Linked DNA regions of Homo sapiens: region 1 is linked to region 2. Evidence: read pairs that join two places in POLR2A ChIA-PET (ENCODE). Cell type or tissue: IMR-90. All regions are shown on one strand. Links, peaks and the distances in the headings refer to the core of each region. The heading gives the core; the rest is flanking DNA. Region 1 overlaps GPR176 (G protein-coupled receptor 176). Region 2 overlaps RASGRP1 (RAS guanyl releasing protein 1).

What was found. ChIA-PET counts read pairs that join two places held together with the same protein. Peaks named below come from ENCODE experiments on the same cell type or tissue, not always from the same donor. Only the 100,000 strongest peaks of a DNase experiment are listed, where the experiment ranks them.
Region 1: POLR2A ChIA-PET joins it to region 2 with 5 read pairs; 2 of 35 experiments call an interaction of 5 or more read pairs at or near these places.

What each region holds. Positions count from the first base shown.
Region 1 is chr15:39,857,283-39,861,685 of GRCh38, forward strand. All of the region lies in intron 1 of GPR176 (G protein-coupled receptor 176), which reads right to left. Among named protein-coding and RNA genes, the nearest start is that of GPR176, 61 kb to the right of the region's middle. In IMR-90, for the core only: no CTCF peak of the experiment used is centred there; no DNase peak of the experiment used is centred there; H3K27ac peaks cover 304 bases.
Region 2 is chr15:38,487,861-38,492,263 of GRCh38, forward strand. It overlaps RASGRP1 (RAS guanyl releasing protein 1), which reads right to left. Exons shown (of 17, transcript NM_005739.4): 17 at 243-2,828. The coding sequence ends at 2,694. Among named protein-coding and RNA genes, the nearest start is that of FAM98B, 36 kb to the left of the region's middle. In IMR-90, for the core only: no CTCF peak of the experiment used is centred there; a DNase peak (open chromatin) is centred at 2,521; H3K27ac peaks cover 1,724 bases.

The DNA of each region.
Region 1 (4,403 bases), core at 75-4,074, 1.4 Mb after region 2:
TACTTCCCCCTGCCCCAAATACAAACATACACAAATGACACAATAAAAAATAATAATACTGAATCACTGAGCCTGAAAGAAAACAAAAGTGAAAGCCTTAAAAAGGAAATACGGCTGGGCACAGTGGCTCATGCCTGCAATCCCAGCACTTTGGGAGGTTGAGGACTGCTTGAGCCCAGAAGTTAGAGACCAGCCTGGGCAATACAGCAAAACCCCATCTCTATAAAAAATACATAAATTAGTGGGGTGTGGTGGTGCATGTCTGTAGTCCCAGCTACTCGGAAAGATGAGGTGGGAGGATCACTTGAGCCAGGGAGGTCCAGGCTGCAGTGAGCCGTGATTGCACCACTGCACACAAGCCTGGGTGACAAGGCAAGACATTGTCTCAAAAAAGAAAAAAAAAGGGCAGGGCGCGGTGGCTTGTGCCTGTAATCCCAGCACTTTGGAAGGCCAAGGCGGGCGGATCACAAGGTCAGGAGATCAAGACCATCCTGCCTAACATGGTGAAACCCCGTCTCTACTAAAAATACAAAAAAAAATTAGCCGGGCATGGTGGCGGGCACCTGTAGTCCCAGCTACTCAGGAGGCTGAGGCAGGAGAATGGCGTGAACCTGGGAGGTGGAGCTTGCAGTGAGCCGAGATGGCGCCACTGCACTCCAGCCTGGGCAAGAGTGTGAGACTCCTTCTCCAAAAAAAAAAAAAAAGAAAGAAAGAAAAAAGAAAAAAAAGGAAACTCTAAGCCAGTACTGAAATCTCCAGCTCTACACAGGCCATAAGACCTGGGGGCCAGGGTTTTCATGCTTATGTGGAGGAAGAGGAAATCTGGGAGCTGGAAATGAGACACCTGGATGAAGCTATGACCCAAGCAAGGTTGACCAGTCTGAAAAGGGAACTAGAAAAACGGTGCTTACTGGCAGAAAAAAAGCAAGCAAGAAGACAGAAGGTCTGGGTAGGAAGAGAAATTCTGTTAGAAATAAAATCCAATATTGCACCAAGCATAATATGGGAATCCCAAATCAAGAAATATAAAATTTAGTCCTGAATTTGTGGAATCCCTGAGGCTTTGGCAGAAATGAATACAAAACTGTTCTATGAAAGATTGCAACTCAGAATGCACTGAATTCCTACAGAAAAAAAAAATACCATTGAAGGGCTGGGCAGAGCAGCTCATGCCTGTAATTTCAGCACTTTGGGAGGCCAAGGAGGGAGAATCACTTGAGGCCAGGAATTTGAGACCAGCCTGGGCAACATGATGAGACTTTGTTTTTACAAATCAAAAAATCAGCTGGGTGTGGTGGTGCACACATGTAGTCCCAGCTACTTGGGAAGCTGAAGAGGGAGGATCACTGGGGCCCAGGAAGTCAAGGCTGCAGTGAGCAGTGATCACACCATTGTACTCCAGCTCAGGTGACAGAGTGAGAAAAAAAGGATAATAACTCACAATTAAAAACAAAATACAAATTCTTTTTTTTTCTTTTTTTTGAGATGGAGTGTCACCCTGTTGCCCAGGCTGGAGTGCAGTGGTATGATCTTGGCTCACTGCAGCCTCCACCTCTCAGGTTCAAGAGACTCTCCTGCCTCAGACTCCTGAGTAGCTGGGATTACAGGTACATGCCACCATGACCAGCTAATTTTTATATTTTTAGTAGAGACAGGGTTTCACCATGTTGGCCAGGCTGATCTTGAATTCCTGACCTCAGGTGGTCCACCCACCTGGGCCTCCCAAAACACTGGGATTACAGGTGTTAGCCACCACACCTGGCCACAAAATACAAATTTTGTGAGAAAACAAATCATCATGAGAATCAGCAGACACAAGAAATGTGAAAACTGGCACCCAAAAACTAGGATAGAAAAATCTTTAAAAGATTATAAAATGAGTATATTTAAAATGATCAAAGATGTTTAAGAAAGAATAGAATCGTAATATAGGAATGAACACTGAAAAAAGGTATATCTGAGGAAAAAGTAACATGTATGTATATATGTTATATGTATATCCAGAATATATAAAAAATTCCTAACAACACAACAACAAAAATAACCTGATTAAAAAAAGGAAAAGGACTTGTGTAGACATTTCTCCAAAGAGGATATACAAATGGCTAACAAGCACATAAAAAGATGTCCAACACCACTAATCATCAGAGAATTGCAAATTAAAACCATAATGAGCTATCACCTCATGTCCATTAGGATGGCCACTGTGAAAAAAAAAAAAACAAAACAAAAATAAAGTATTGGCAAGGATGCAGAGAAATTGGAACCTTTGTGCACTGTTGGTGGGAATGTAAAATGGTGCAAGCTGCTATGGAAAACAGTATGAAGATTTCTCAAAAAATTAAAAGTAGAGCTACCATATGATCTAGCAATCCCACAACATGGATCAACCTTGAAGATATTATACCAAGTAAAATCGGCCAGTCACACAAAGGCAAATACTGTATGATCCCACTTATATGAGGTACCTAAAGTAGTCAAATTCGTAGAGACAGAAAGTAGATGGGTGGTTAACGGCGGCTGGGGTGAGGGAGAAAAGGGGAGTTGTTTAATGGGTGTAGAGTTTCAGTTTTGCAAGATGAAGAGTTATGGAGACTGGCTGTACAACAATGTGCATATAATTAACACTACTGAACTACATACTTAAAAATGGTTAAGATGGTAAATATGTGGCATGTGTTTTTTTTGCCACAATAAAAAAGGCTTAAATCAAAAAAAAAAAAGCCATTGTTACTTCTTCAAATTACAGAAATTATTCAAACTCAACATATAGGCCACTTGTATTAATTCCTTGGCCCTCAGATTTCAAGGTGATAATCTACTGAAAACAATACTAGAGTAATAAAAAAAGTCTATCCATATGAATGAATTAACAATGGTGTGAATACATGCTTTTCATTAGTGGATGAGAGGATGGGCAATGCAAAGAATGTAGACAGAGGATTTTTAAATAAATGTTTCAAGTCCTGGTAAAGGCCGGGGTTCAGGCTGATGAGCTTCAGGCTATCCTTAGCCAAGAAACAGCTTCTCTAGCATCATCGATGCTGGGAAAAAGCACATTCCTCCCCTGCCCAGGGCACTGGAAGTGCATACCCTTTGTGCATTCTCCATGTCTCCTGCAAAGGAGAACAGAAGCAAGGCTGACTGCTTTCAGTTTCTAGGGGAGTTCAATGGCCTTCTTGCATCATACACAGTGTCAATGGCAAATATTCCCAATCATGTGTTTTTTCCTCCAGCTTCTACTCCCTCTGTTAGCTGTAATTTTAGAGTGTCTGTTGAGAAAATGCCTTAGTTTATAATCATTTTTAAGTCATCGACTATACATCCCATGATTGGCTAAATCAGGGAAATAAAAGAGACCTGAAGGCTCATAACACAGGCTTACCCTAGTATGGATAGGAGAAGCTAACTTAGACCTGCTTGCCGATGAGGATTTTAGGCTGACGCTACTCCGAGTCATGAAGAGCCTGATTGACTTTGCTCTTCTGTGAGTACTTACATTCTGGTTTTTACAACTTTCCCGATACTGATACCTACCTGAAAATGAAACGTAAGTTCCATTCTCAATTAATATGGTGCTGGGCGCCTTGGAATGCCCACTCACTGGCTCCATTTGGGAAGGTGGTACCAGGTGGAAAGCCTAAAAGAATTAGCATCAATTACTCTGAAGAAGAGAAACACTACTAATGGAGGTTCTGAGATAGTACTGACTGCAAGCCCTCTGTTCATACCAACTATAAATCCCTGAAATATCCTAAGAGTCCAATGTCTCACCAAGCTGATTGACTAAACAATCTAGAGTTAACAAACTCTAGATGGAAAGCCTCCAAACACCCTACTTATCTAAGAGAAAAAAGCCACACAATATGACAGCTAGCAAAGTTTATCAACCATGACATAACGTAAACATGGCAGATCTTTTTAGGAACTACTTTACTTATAATATGCAGAGTGTCTGAAATAATTTAATTATAAAACTATAGTTTAGCCCGGGCATGGTGGCTCACACCTGTAATCCCAGCACTTTGGGAGGCCGAGGCTGGCAGATCACAAAGTCAAGAGATCGAGACCACCCTGATCAACATGGTGAAACCCTGTCTCCACTAAAAATACAAAAATTAGCTGGGCATAGCGGTATGCACCTGTAGTCCCAGCTACCCGGAGGCTGAAGCAGGAGAATCACTTGAACCCAGGAGGCAGAGGTTGCAGTGCGCCAAGATCATGCCACTGCACTCCAGCCTGGTGACAGAGCGAGACTCCATCTCAAAAAAAAAAAAATCCTATATTTTAGTGTTGATGTGTCTAAGAAATTGTATCTTTAACCTGGCTTTGCAAGATAAATCTTTCTTTTTTGTTCAGGATTTCTGACAATCTCCATTTAATATTCTGTACTCTTAAAGAGT
Region 2 (4,403 bases), core at 67-4,066:
ATTTGGGGACCACTGTAAGTTATGAATAAGATGGAAAGAGATTGAATATTTCTGTAGTGTTACTTCTTCGTGTTGTAAAAAGATGTAGAAAATTTTAAACTGAATAGCTGCTTTGCCTTTCCTTCCAGGAAAACTCAATTTGATTAATAGAATAGGGCAGTGGTCTTAGCTGTGGAATATAGGAAAAATTCAGGTAAAGTGTTTACGGGGTCACGAAGCAGAAGAAACACAAGACATTTGTGTTGTAGGGATCCTAATGTCTTTTATCATATAAATATTACACAAAGAAAACTTACATTAGGTATCAAAAAACTTTACAATCTGTACATTTGTTTTTTTCTTGCATTTCTATATTATACATTTTGAGACAGAAATTCACAACGGTCAGTAAAAAGGTAAGTCAGCAAAGAAAATGAGAAGTGACCCTGCTGTTAATACAACAAGATTTGTCCTTGTTTTGGCAGATAAATACCTGGCCAAACTAAAGTCGTGTGAGATGCAGAAATTTACACTAGGCTTGATAAGCCAAAGCCTTTTTTTTTTTTTTCCAGATTTCTGTGATCCCACTAGCCCCATGTTGCTCAACACAAATACTATTAACTTGTATACTATACCTCTTTGGCCCTTGCTGGACTGTAAAAACCTGTGACTAAACTATTTCCTCTTATCCATTTCAGTGATAAATTCTGCAGTACTTGATACTGTTTAGCCATTGCTAATTTGACTAATTAAGTGGACTGTGACACCTTTTGAATCCCTATAGATTATTTATATAAAAACTAACTGGGGATCTTTACTTCGAATGGAGAGGAGGAAGAATGAAAAAAATTGTGTTCCATTACTGTTTTAAAAAATTAGAGTACACCATCTTTGGTCTATATCAATCAAAGGAAAACAAGAATAGTGAAGAATATGAATTTTTAGAGTTTGTCCTAACTCATGCTTGTCCTATTAAAAAGAAAGTAACAAAGTGTTACTATAAGTTTATATGCCAGGTAGTGGGCTTAAGCAGGCCTGCTTTGGGTATTTCTGAGTTTAAATTTGGAAAACGGTAAATACGTGTGTAAAACTATTCTTTATAATGTAATGAAACACTAACTACAAGCTAGTTCTATATCACTAAAACTCAGTGCAAGGAGGAACTCAAATGGGAACTGATCTTTCATCAAAGAGAATTCCTAAATGATCTGAATCCTCCAGGTAAGCAATACTGTATGTATACTTTGTATTCTTATGAAGACTTGGTGCTATTGGCTTTAGTTTGGAACTTTTAATTGTTAACATATTCTTGGCAATTGGACAACTTGTTTATGAATTTCAAGTCAGTCTGGTACCAGACTTTATAGGCATGGAAGCTAAGTACCCCCAAAAAGGAAAATGATCATATGATTTTTTTTTTTTTAAGAGAACTAAAAAGAGGCTGACAAATGAATTTGTGAATAGGTGCCCAGGCAACTAAATGAGCCCATTTATTATTAACCTTCATAATAGAAAACTCACAGGATTGTTACTTGTGATTTTGCCAAACAATACAATTTTACCTTGTGAGCAATTTAATCTTGTGACAAACTGAACTTTATATTTGTGACTTTGTATAAATGACTAAAACTTGTTTAATTCACTTCCACATTTTATGGAGGAAACAAAATTCCAAGCCACATGCATGCCTGATATTGTATATACATATTATATACATATGTACACACAGTCAGCTATTATTTAAGCCACTGATCCAATTAGCTTATTTCTAAATAGTATTAATAGTGAAGACAGTTAAGCACAAATTCATTTCAAAAAGAGAACTTTCAAAATAGTTTACTTCAGAAGAGAAAGATGGAACATGAAGAGTTAAACAGACTCTTCATAGACTTTTTTTTTTAAGCCATCAATTCCTAATTCTATCCACTGTAGAATATATAAGGACAAACATGTTTGCGTTATGTTTATTTTAATTAGACAGTAATATGAGATGGTAATAGCTATGTTTCCAGGTACCTAATTTGATTACTTATTTTCTGATGCCTGTAAGTTGTAAGGCTACAACTATAAGTTGACCTGCAATTGGATAACGTCATGTTTAATAGGCCTCTAAAAAGTTGTGGCTACATCAGTAGAAATTGGCTTCTAGGTAGATATGCTCATGTGTTATGACTGTAGTGAGGAAGGAGGGTACATGGACTAATTGATTAGATCTGAGGTAGTGAAGAAGGAGCCAGGTTCACAAAGTATGCTGGGATACAGAGGAAATCTACTTTTGGAATATGGGTAGTTTTCTATTATTAGCAAGCTTTGGCTGGAACAAAGTAAGTCAGTTTGCAGAAAACACAGGGTAAGAAGCAAATCCATTTTCCAGAGATTTTAGTTTTAAGGAAGAATCAGCCAGGCAGGCCACCGAGATGCCCCATTGTCAGGAAATGATAGTCATGTTTTAGATCGCATACTTTTGATGAACATCAGTGGTATGAATAGCAAAAGTTTTGCATTCTTTAGTTTTCCCCCTTTGAGTCAACTAACTGAAAGAGAAAACAGTGCTGCACATTAGGAATCTTTTAGGTAAATAAACAGTAACAGGCTTTTCCTTTTAAAGTACTGTTTTAAAGCTGGTCAGTGTAAAGTTCCTCAGGTCTGTGCATTACAGTTTAGGAAATGAGATCACTATACTCATCTACAGATTGTGCTACTTAGTTTCTGGGCTAAGAACAGTCACCCTGCTCCATTTGAGCTAAGACATGATTGCTTTTTTCAAGCTGGAGGGATTCTATTTTCTTCTGTGCATATTTCAGTTGGATCTTTAGGGCATCATTATCTGCTTTCAGAGTATTTATTTCCTAAAGGGAAAGGAGAATGAGGTATGTTAATAAAGCAGCAATGAATAGCAAATGAATTACAAATTGAGAGCTACTTTTGATTGGCATTTCCTATTCACTGTGGCTGAGAATTAACAACCATTTTCAAGATAGTTATTTTGCCCTGAATAGAAAATAGCAAGTTAAATATCAAACGAGCATTTGTAAGCAGCAGTTAGTCTTTGTTATCATATCAAAGTTTGTGAGTGGTTAGCAGGCAGAATAAACCATTTCCGAGCAATAGGTAGATAATGACAAAACTTTTGGATGTTTTCTCGCGGGAGATCTCAACTTGGCAGAAACAGTCTCTGGTCAGGTCTGAGCCATGAAAGCATGACTGAGAATTCTGTAATGCAAGGTGTTAGTTAATTTTATCTAAGTTTCCCCCCCACAAATTATTGAAAACAAATTTAACTTTTTGATGATGTTAAGAATTTCACCCCACCCCTAAGTTGAGATTTAGTGGTCTAATTTGTAGTGGTATCATTATAGAGCCAACAGTTGATTTCCAGTCTTCTGATTTTGAGTCCAGTGTTCTTATGTTATCCTATACTGATTACTCCAAGAGAATATTATATATAGACAGTGTCTGGGTAATTTGGGATACACTGGGTTGTTTCTCAATCTGAATTATCTACATAGCTGTCTCAGCTGCCATATAATAGTGAGCACTTGCTATGTGCCTGCGCTGTGTGACATAATGGACTGCCTTAACCTACACAAACACCCTGAAAATAGGTTGTATACCTCAATCTTATAAAGGCAAATGTTGCCGTATAGTATAAAACTGCAGAGTTGAGCCTTGGTATATCTAAACATAAAAGCTTTTATTTGCTTATTCTTTTGTCCCATGCTGGTTCAGTGGTACATTATACTTAAAATAATACATAATATTTATTCTTATTAATATACGTTATATATTGTAAATACTGATTTAATTTGACTAGTTATTATGGATAGGACTGTTGAATTACACATAGACTAGTCATTGTAAGGATTATACTTAATGGGAAAGTGGGACACATAATTGTTCCTCTAAAATACACACAGTGAATTCTGGACCTTAGGTCTATCTGACAAGCCTAAAAAGTAAAGAGAGGCGGTGGTCAAAATGGTGAGAGGGTTTACTGGCTCTGATGTTGCTGAGTAGGAATTCTAATCTTTCTGCGAGCCACTTCTTAAAGCATTGTTGCCAACCACATTTTTCCTTTTCATCGGCATGTAAAATGTCAAGATTTGAGGCAAACCTTTCAGAACATGGAATCCCAGCCCTGTATTTCACAAGGACCAAATAGGCTGTAGAGTTTAACAGCTGGTGTAAGAAATGTCTGGGACTGAAAACACAAATCTTTGCCTCCAAGACCAAAGTTCTTTCTATTCTACCGAGTTCATTTTTCGAGGTTTCTTTCATCATTTTTAGAAGTTGCATTTGGCAGTTTCTATCCCTAAAGAGGAAGGGGTTTGTCTAACCCACGTTTTGCCACCTTCTCATTGACTTGGTTTTTACAGCACATCTTAACAATAACTCTGAGCAAGAGAGTACCATTCATCCAGAAA